3 separate regions of the Homo sapiens genome follow, and all the other regions are linked to region 1. Evidence: chromatin contacts called from ENCODE Hi-C or POLR2A ChIA-PET data. All regions are on one chromosome and are shown on one strand. The core of a region is the stretch at or near the end of the contact, and the rest is flanking DNA. Distances in the headings are between cores, read along the strand shown.

Region 1 (2,650 bases), core at 68-2,567:
AGTTAAGGGTCAGTTGCTCTCCTTCCGGAACTACTTTTTCTCTGTTTAACTCTAGTTGCAAGCATGCAACTCCACATTCCAGGCACTTCTCAAAAATGGGGTGCACTGGGTTCTACATAAAAGCATTAAAGCGAAGTTAAGCAATCTCTTTATGCCTAAGTTTCTAGGTCTACCAACCTTATCGGGACAACGCGGGAGTTAATATGGAGGGCTGTGTTTTACACCCACTTTGAAAGCACGGCATTGTCTGTTTCTAAAGAATTGTAAACTTTCATGTGTTACATTACAGAAATCTGAACGGAGAGGATTAACCAAATACCATTTGGACTTAAAAGCAGCTTGAGGCCGGGCGCGGTGGCTCATGCCTGTAATCCCAGCACTTTGGGAGGCCGAGACGGGCCGATCACGAGGTCAGGAGATCGAGACCATCCCGGCTAACACGGTGAAACCCCGTCTCTACTAAAAATACAAAAAAATTAGCCGGTGTGGTGGCGGGCGCCTGTAGTCGCAGCTACTCGGGAGGCTGAGGCAGAAGAATGGCGTGAACCCGGGAGGCGGAGCCCAGATCGCGCCACTGCACTCCAGCCTGGGCGACAGAGCAAGACTGTCTCAAAAAAAACAACAAAAAACAGCTTGAAACCTCTTCCAGCCACTCTCCCAGAGTGACGGACATGCAGAAATCTGTATTCCAGCCTCAATTCAAGACAGCCTTCTAGCTGCAGTCCCATTTTCAACATTTCATCAGTGAAAATCCTTTCATTTAAAAAATACTTCAGTGCCTTAGTCTTCTCACCACAACAAAACCACACAGCTGTGGCATGGTTGAAAAAAGAACTCGAACATCTAGGAGCTCCCTGCTTTGAGGGCAAATTTAAATTGCAAGCAGCAAGAGCTAAGGAAAGGCCAGGTATTTCTGCAAAGCTAAGTTTCTCCTAATTAGTAATCTTCTGGGTGTCTAAGAAAAACTTTAGATACAAGAAGGGTTGCCACTTTTCTCAGGAGACTCTTCTGGGAGAGATGATGATGAACCGAACGCCAAGGACTTAGCAGGGGCGAACGACGTCAACAGATGTCCCTCCAGACTCCGGCACCAGCCGGCCGAGCCCAAACGAGTTCTCGCCCCCGACCCCACCCACCGCGGGAGCAGGGTTCGGTCACTCGCAGTGTCAGAGAGGCCCACATCCTCCTAAATTTCCGGCCCTCCCAAAACTTCCGTCTTCCCTAGGTCCAACGGGGTGGACCCAAGGCCCAGGGGCGTCCCCGGAAGTGACGTAGGACGCGCCCTCCATTTTGTGGAGCGCCAGAGCTGCTAAGTGCGTCAGTTGTGGAGTGGCGTAGACGAGTTAAGTCCTGGTCTGCGTGGAGGTCGACGACTCCGTCGCAGACTACGGACCTGTCTGGGTCTCAGCCGCCAAAGACCCCGTCCGGTAGGTGAGTGGCTCACTTTGAGGGCAAGCCTTCTCGGATCGAGGCTTCTTCATGGCCGCTCAGATCGTGAGCGGCCGGGGCTGCTCTCTTTGCGGAGGATGGCGTCTAATGAGCGCAGTTGATTCGAGGTGGGCGCTGGGGCACGTCTCCCTTTTGGCATACTGTTTGAGGGGTACTGAGGTGAAAGGGCGGTCACTGTTCGGGTCGTTTTTACACAGCGGTTGTGCGCCCGTCCCTGCCAGTCTTAATGTCTTCATCTCCTGGACACGTAGAATAGTGGGCCGGGATCTCCCTGACTTTGCTGGCGATGCGGCTGGGCCTTTTGTAGGGCGGCCGCAGTGACCCCCGAGAAGGGGGTTGCTGGGAGGAGAAGGGAAGAGGGAATTTGGCACGCGCAGCTCTGCTGCCTTTGATTCCACCGCCGCCATTTTGTGGCCGCAGAGCGCCCGCCCGCTGCTGTTGGCGCAGGCGCGGTCGAGGCGTCGCGAGATTCTGGCTTCCACCCGCTGTGACGCGCCCGCGAGGCCGCCATTGGGCTGGCTTTGCGGAGGGCGCGGGCGGCTCCGCCCGCACTTCTCGGCCTTTCCTAACTGCGGCAGATGGGAGGGGGCCGGAGAGCCCGGAGAGTGTGCGGCTGCGCAGTTGGAAAGGTGGCAGTGGGCGTTGCGGTTGCTGCGGTCTGGGCCCAGTAGCGGACCGTGTTGGGAGGGAGCTGGGTTTTCATTTTGTCTGCAGGTAACCTGGCCTCATTAGAGGCTCTGTTGGCAATCTCGTTCATAACATCACTGTGTAAACATTTTATGCCGTTGATGTTTTTGATTGTTTAATCAGGCGTTTCTCTGTGACAGTCATTGCTATTATCTCGATTGAATTACTTTCTAATAGGAAGTACTAGCCGGACATCATGAGTGGCTGTCGGGTATTCATCGGGAGACTAAATCCAGCGGCCAGGGAGAAGGACGTGGAAAGATTCTTCAAGGGATATGGACGGATAAGAGATATTGATCTGAAAAGAGGCTTTGGTTTTGTGGTAAGTATTTAGAACTGGGTGAATTATCTGCTAAGTAGGTAGAGTTTTGATAAGCAGTTGTTTTCGATCTTGAGTCCGGGTGGAATATTTGCCTTCAGAAAATGTTACCCAGCCTTATGTCTGAATTTTATTGAGGCTGAAAACAACTTTAACTTGCCGGCTCACTGGAACCCCACTCCCAGTGGCTCCTTG
Region 2 (2,650 bases), core at 90-2,589, 250 kb after region 1:
AGATGTTTGGACAGTGCAGAAAAAAGGTGCCTTCCTCCCAGTCTACTTCCTGTCAGGCATGGAGATGTTGGCTTTGCATCAGCTCTCACGTTTCAACCCGCCCCTGGTATGAGCTCCATGCTAGGTTCTGGGGCATCTGAAGAAAAGGGGATCATTTCTGGTCTGGAAGGGAGATACAGAACAACCATATGACTGCAGTATAAAGTCGGTAGGATAATAGAGGCTGAGAAAGTGTTGCAGGGACCCTGGGGAGCCAGAGCATGTGAGGGAAGGCCTTCCATGGGAGCAACAGTGGAGCCCCATCTTCCCTTATGAGTGGGAAAATGCCTGACCTAGATGGACCAGGGGTAAGGGCCTTCCAGCAGAGGGGACCATGTGGGTAGTGAGGTGTGAACAGGGTAGGAAGTGTGGAAGGAATTGTAAGAAGTAGTATGGTTTATGTTTGGGAGTCAGGCTGGGGACAGGTAGGAGATGAGGCTGCAGAGTTGAGCAGAGCCCAGCTGGTGCCAGGCCCTGGGAGTCAAGATGCAGGGCAGAAGGGAGCTGCAGGGTTAGGTGGGCATTTTTGCAGAGTCATCCTGATGGCACTATGGAAGCAGGATTGGAGGGGAGCAAGGCAGGCAGGAAGACGATAGCAAGTGTCAGCATGAAGGGTGATGAGGGCATGGACCGTGGGAAAGGGATGATTTGCTGAAGCTTTTGTAAAGAAATCAATAGGATTTCAAGACTTGCTACATGCAGGGAGTAGAAGAGTGGGAGGCATCTACTCCCTTTTCTGGCCTGATTTATTAGCAAAAAACAGTGCTACAAAGATCTAAAAATAGGCAGAGTAGAATGGGGTGTCTGTGAAAACTCTATGGCAGGTGCGTGGGAGGGTGTGCATTGCAAATATCAATGGATGATAGTCCCTCTTGGTGAATGTTTTCTGTGTGAGTGAGTTATCCCTTTGGCCCCTCTGGCCAGGGCTCCAGGAGGCAGTGTTCCCCCTTAGAACAGCCTTCCCACAGCACCCATTAGCATTTATCAGTCCCAAAGGAAGATTTCTGAGATCTCAGCCGGCAGAGTCTTCTAGAGCAGGGGAACCCTCTCCTGGCTTCACCCTCCCCCAGGGAAAGTCAACTTTGAGGGGAGGTGGGAAGGGCTGTGTGAGCCTCTTGGCCCTTCACGTGGTCCCCTGAGGGGAGACTGTACTGTGGCTTCCTCCTTCCTGCCCAGTGTGGTTGCCTGTTGATGGCTTTGCAAGGAAGAGGCTGGAATGTGGCTGACTTGGCATTTCCCAGCCGCACCCGCACAGCTGGCGGGGCCTGGACCCAACTCCAGACGGGGCTCAGTTGGTCTGCTTGGCTTGGCTAGTGCCTCCAGGCCGTCCCGCCTTACCTTCTCTAAAACTGCTTAGGACAGCAGAACTGGGCCCGAGATCTTGGCCAAAGCAGGTTTCCTTGTGGTAAACGGAGCTGGCTCTCCAGCTGTGCATTGCAGCCAAGGCCTGGTGGGGCTGAGGCTGCAGAAGCAAAACTGAAAGTGCTGTGGGAGAAGTGTAGCCTATGCCACCTCTGAAACTGGGAGAAGGCTCCTTGGGGCCAGTTTGGGGAGGAACTTGGCTCTAGTGGGTTTCCTCATCCCTGGAGGCAGAAGTCAACAGGACAGTCACAAAAACAGCCCAGAGGTAGGGCAGACACCAACGTTATTTGGCTTATGTTGTCTGAACCATAGTCTTCTAAAATCTGGAATCTGGTATCATTTGGGTGTGTCTTTTCATACCATATCCAAGGAAACTTGGATATTGTACCTACCCAGTGAGCCCTTTTAGTAGAAGTAGTACTTTACCCATGGAGAAGTCTGCAGTGTGGACAAGCGAGTGCTGTTACACTGATCCTAAGGAGCTCTTGCTCCCTCTAACTTAGGTCCCCAGCCTTTGCCTGATGACCAGCTTTGAATTCGGCAGTCCTGACCTCCAGTGGAATATATGTGTGCTTGTGTGAGACAGGTTGGGAGCCTGAGGCCAGTGTAATCCTGGAGCTGGGAGGGGAAGGGGCAAGGCTTTGGGCTTTCTTGGGCTATGGCTTTGTGGTTGAGGGGGTCTAACTGTGATGGAAAGTCTCCAGCAAAGACTGCTTGAGAGATTCCTGAAGCTCTGGGGGAGGCCTCCCTGCTCCATGCCTATCCAGCACTCCCCCAGGAAAAATCTCAGATTTTGTTCAGTTAACAGAGGCCTCTTGGGTCTTCTTTTGCACAGACTTACTGCTATGCTAGGACTCCTGCTGGATCTAAGTCTTAGCCAAGAGCTTGTACAAAGCATAGTGGGTACCTGCTGTCAACTTCATCTGTGACTTAAGGCTGTTGCCAGGCCAGAAACTTGATTTACAGAGTTTTTAAATCCATTGCCTTCAATAGTTTTGTTGGAAGTAGGGAAACTATCCCCAAACCCTTCCAGCTACTGTCTTTTGTCTGACTCCATCTTCTTCTTTAAGCATCATGCTTAAATATTCTTCTTGGGCCATGGCTAGAGCCTCCATTCCTCTAGATCAAGGGTTTTGTTTTGTTTTGTTTTTGTCTTTTTTTTTTTTAACCTGAGTCCATGGACTTTGAATGGATTTAGGGAGTCCATTAATCTGAAATCTGCAGACTTCTCTGTGTATGTCCATTTCTC
Region 3 (2,650 bases), core at 52-2,551, 170 kb before region 1:
TCCTGGACCCAGTGAAAGAGCCAGTCCTGTACAGGTTGGGGTGGGCTGGGGGTGGGTGTTGCTGAGACTTGTGGCTCCAAGGGGCTCTAGGGAGAACTGGACATTAGGAAGGCTAGAGTCAGAGTGTGTGTCTTGGTGGGGAAGTCTGAGAGATCCCAGGATGGATTCCCAAACTGAACATTCGGTGCCTCTAGAAAGGCTACAGATGGGCCTGCTGGAAGAGGGAGTGAGGGCTCTTGGGGTCTGGGACAAGATAGAAGGGTCTGGAGGATTTGCTGCAGGGTTCTGAGGCCAGGGTGACCCATGGGGAACTTGGGTCCTTGAGTTTGTTAAATTTGGGGGGTCTGGGAGTCATTGGATTTTTTTTTGTTGTTGTTGTTTATTTTTTATTGTTCTTCTGAGACAGAGTGTCATTCTTGTTGCCCAGGCTGTAGGGCAATGGCACGATCTCGGCTCACTGCAACCTCTGCCTCCGGGTTCAGGCCATTCTCCTGCCTCAGCCTCCCAAGTAGCTGGGATTACAGGCACACACCACCGCACCTGGCTAATTTTGTATTTTTAGTAGAGATGGGGTTTCACCATGTTGGCCAGGCTGGTCTTGAATTCCTGACCTCAGGTGATCCACCCACCCTGGCCTCCCAAATAGCTGGGGTTACAAGCGGGAGCCACTGCGCCCAGCCTGGATTGTTAATTATGTGGTTTTCTCTGCAAAATTTCTGTAACCTTGTCAAATTACTTCTTGTTTTTGAGCATCTGTGTCATCACTTGTCACAAAAGCCGTGTCCTCTTCTGAGGCATATTATACAGCAAGACTTTAGAATAATCTACGAAGCTGAGGCATCCAGAGAGTAGGACTGTAGACATAGTGTCTTTGTTAATACGATCACAAAATATTTAAATGTCTCATAACTAGAAGAAAACTACGTACATTCATAGACACTCCCTAACTCCAAAAGATAACAAGATGCGTTGATAGACACCCCCCTTAACTCCAAATTCCACAATATACTCCTAAAACTGACAAATATTTCTGCCTGAGGGTTAGTATCAAAGTTGCATTTTAAATGTGTAAATCACACCTGTTGACTCCTCAGGGCTGTACAGAGCCTTCAGGTGCTGGGCGCAAGGTCTTGAGCCTGAACAAGTGTGTGCAGGCCCTCCTTTCTTCTCTTCTTTGTACCTCCTCCATTCTCAACCCTTCCCAGCAACACAGAGATCAAAGCTGCCCCCTACACCATACAAAGCTATTGCTGGAAAAGCCACATAAACGCTGCAGCTCTTTGCTGACTAGGGCTGGGAGTGGTGCCAGGCCAGAGATTTTAGAAGGGAAACCTTCCAAATGGGGGATTAAGCCTCTGGAGCAGATGTTGCCTGTGGATCGAGAGCATTCAGAGAGCTAGGCAGGCAGCAGGCAAGGACTGGGATTTGGATAGCTCAAAAAAAACCATTGAACAAAGACCCACAGACACTGCACCAATGGAGAGACCTAGGAAGGGTCAGCTGTCATCAGGGGTCCCTGGGGAGCCCCCGTCAGCCCCCCCAAGAGACTAGAATCACAGTGAGTCATTTCCAAAGTGAAAGAAAGGCACAGAAGAAGTTTTAATGTGAACACCTCCCTGACACCTCACCCACGGAGGACTTAGCGGATATTCCTGCCTCTTCCAGCTTCACACTCAGCCTCCCTGTTTTAAAAATGGGAACAACTTCATGTCTGTAGTTTGCAAAGGAGTCAGGATTTGAGAAATGGTAGAAATAATGTAGGCACTGTATCCATTAACCACGTTTTTGCACACAAAGCCCAGCCACTCAGACAGAGCTGATCTTACTGCCTTTTGGAATAGGTGATTTGAGGGACGAGAGAGGTATGCCAATTAGAAGCCACTTTCCCTGGGCCTGCCTGAAATTCTGCCATTTCAGTTTGAAGCACTGGGCAGTTGAGTCTGGGCAAAGGGGGCAAAAAGGAGAAGCCAGGGGACCTTAACAAACATGATGAAAGATACACTTGGCTGACTACAGCGATCTGCTTAAGAGTAGCTTTAGGGAAAAGACACGTTATCACACAGTACAGAGAAAAGAGCACTGGAGGCCAGGGGTGGTGGCTCATGCCTGTAATCCCAGCACTTTGGGAGGCCAAGGCAGGCGGAGCATGAGGTCAGGAGTTTGAGACCAGCCTGGCCAACATAGTGAAACCCCATGTCTACTAAAAATACAAAAATTAGCTGGGCATGGTGGCGTGTGCCTGTAATCTCAGTTACTCAGGAGGCTGAGGCAGGAGAATCGCTTGAACCTGGGAGGCGGAGGTTGTGGTGAGCCGAGATCATATCACTGCAGTCCAGCCTGGGCAACAACAGAGTGAGACTCTGTCTCAAAAAAGAAAAAAAAAAGAAAAAAGAAAAAGAAAAGAAAAGAGCACTGGGCCTGTAATCCCAGCACTTTGGGAGGCCAAGGTGGGCAGATCACCTGAGGTCAGGAGTTCGAGACCAGCTTGGCCAACATGGTGAAACCCAGTCTCTATTAAATATACAAAAATTAGCTGGACGCAGTGGTGCGCGCCTGTAGTCCCAGCTACTTGGGAGGCCGAGGCTGGAGAATCGCTTGAACCCAGGAGGCAGAGGTTGTAGTGAGCCGAGATTGCGCCACTGCACTCCAG

What was found. A loop is a pair of places that touch in the nucleus more often than their neighbours do. ChIA-PET counts read pairs that join two places held with the same protein, here RNA polymerase II (POLR2A). Pooled maps may share reads with other maps.
Region 2: a pooled map shows a loop between it and region 1 (2.4-fold over the local background). The contact joins the enhancer-like site here to the promoter of SRSF5 in region 1. A Hi-C loop is called at or near these places in 1 of 50 pooled maps. POLR2A ChIA-PET finds 5 or more read pairs at or near these places in 2 of 52 experiments (Caco-2 and H1).
Region 3: POLR2A ChIA-PET joins it to region 1 with 12 read pairs in A673. The contact joins the enhancer-like site here to the promoter of SRSF5 in region 1. A Hi-C loop is called at or near these places in 4 of 168 maps with a recorded cell type or tissue (GM12878, chondrocyte, endothelial cell of hepatic sinusoid and 1 more), 3 of 37 single-sample maps with no recorded cell type and 15 of 50 pooled maps. POLR2A ChIA-PET finds 5 or more read pairs at or near these places in 25 of 52 experiments (A673, AG04449, AG04450 and 20 more).

The regions. Positions count from the first base shown.
Region 1 is chr14:69,765,825-69,768,474 of GRCh38, forward strand. SRSF5 (serine and arginine rich splicing factor 5) reads left to right here and starts at 1,318. Exons shown (of 8, transcript NM_001320214.2): 1 at 1,318-1,431; 2 at 2,314-2,458. The coding sequence starts at 2,333. LOC100289511 (a long non-coding RNA gene) reads right to left here and starts at 1,889. Exons shown (of 1, transcript NR_029378.1): 1 at 459-1,889. RefSeq lists enhancers at 1,185-1,234, 1,275-1,324, 1,434-2,198, 2,195-2,244.
Region 2 is chr14:70,017,597-70,020,246 of GRCh38, forward strand. The region is part of intron 10 of SMOC1 (SPARC related modular calcium binding 1); the gene reads left to right. Among named protein-coding and RNA genes, the nearest start is that of SNORD169, 41 kb to the left of the region's middle. Within about 2 kb of position 1,340, at least 9 of the 41 ENCODE cell types and tissues checked have a DNase peak (open chromatin) inside an H3K27ac peak, as active enhancers do.
Region 3 is chr14:69,591,987-69,594,636 of GRCh38, forward strand. No RefSeq gene overlaps it. Among named protein-coding and RNA genes, the nearest start is that of SUSD6, 18 kb to the right of the region's middle. Within about 2 kb of position 1,302, at least 6 of the 41 ENCODE cell types and tissues checked have a DNase peak (open chromatin) inside an H3K27ac peak, as active enhancers do; they include A673, where a contact is called at or near this core.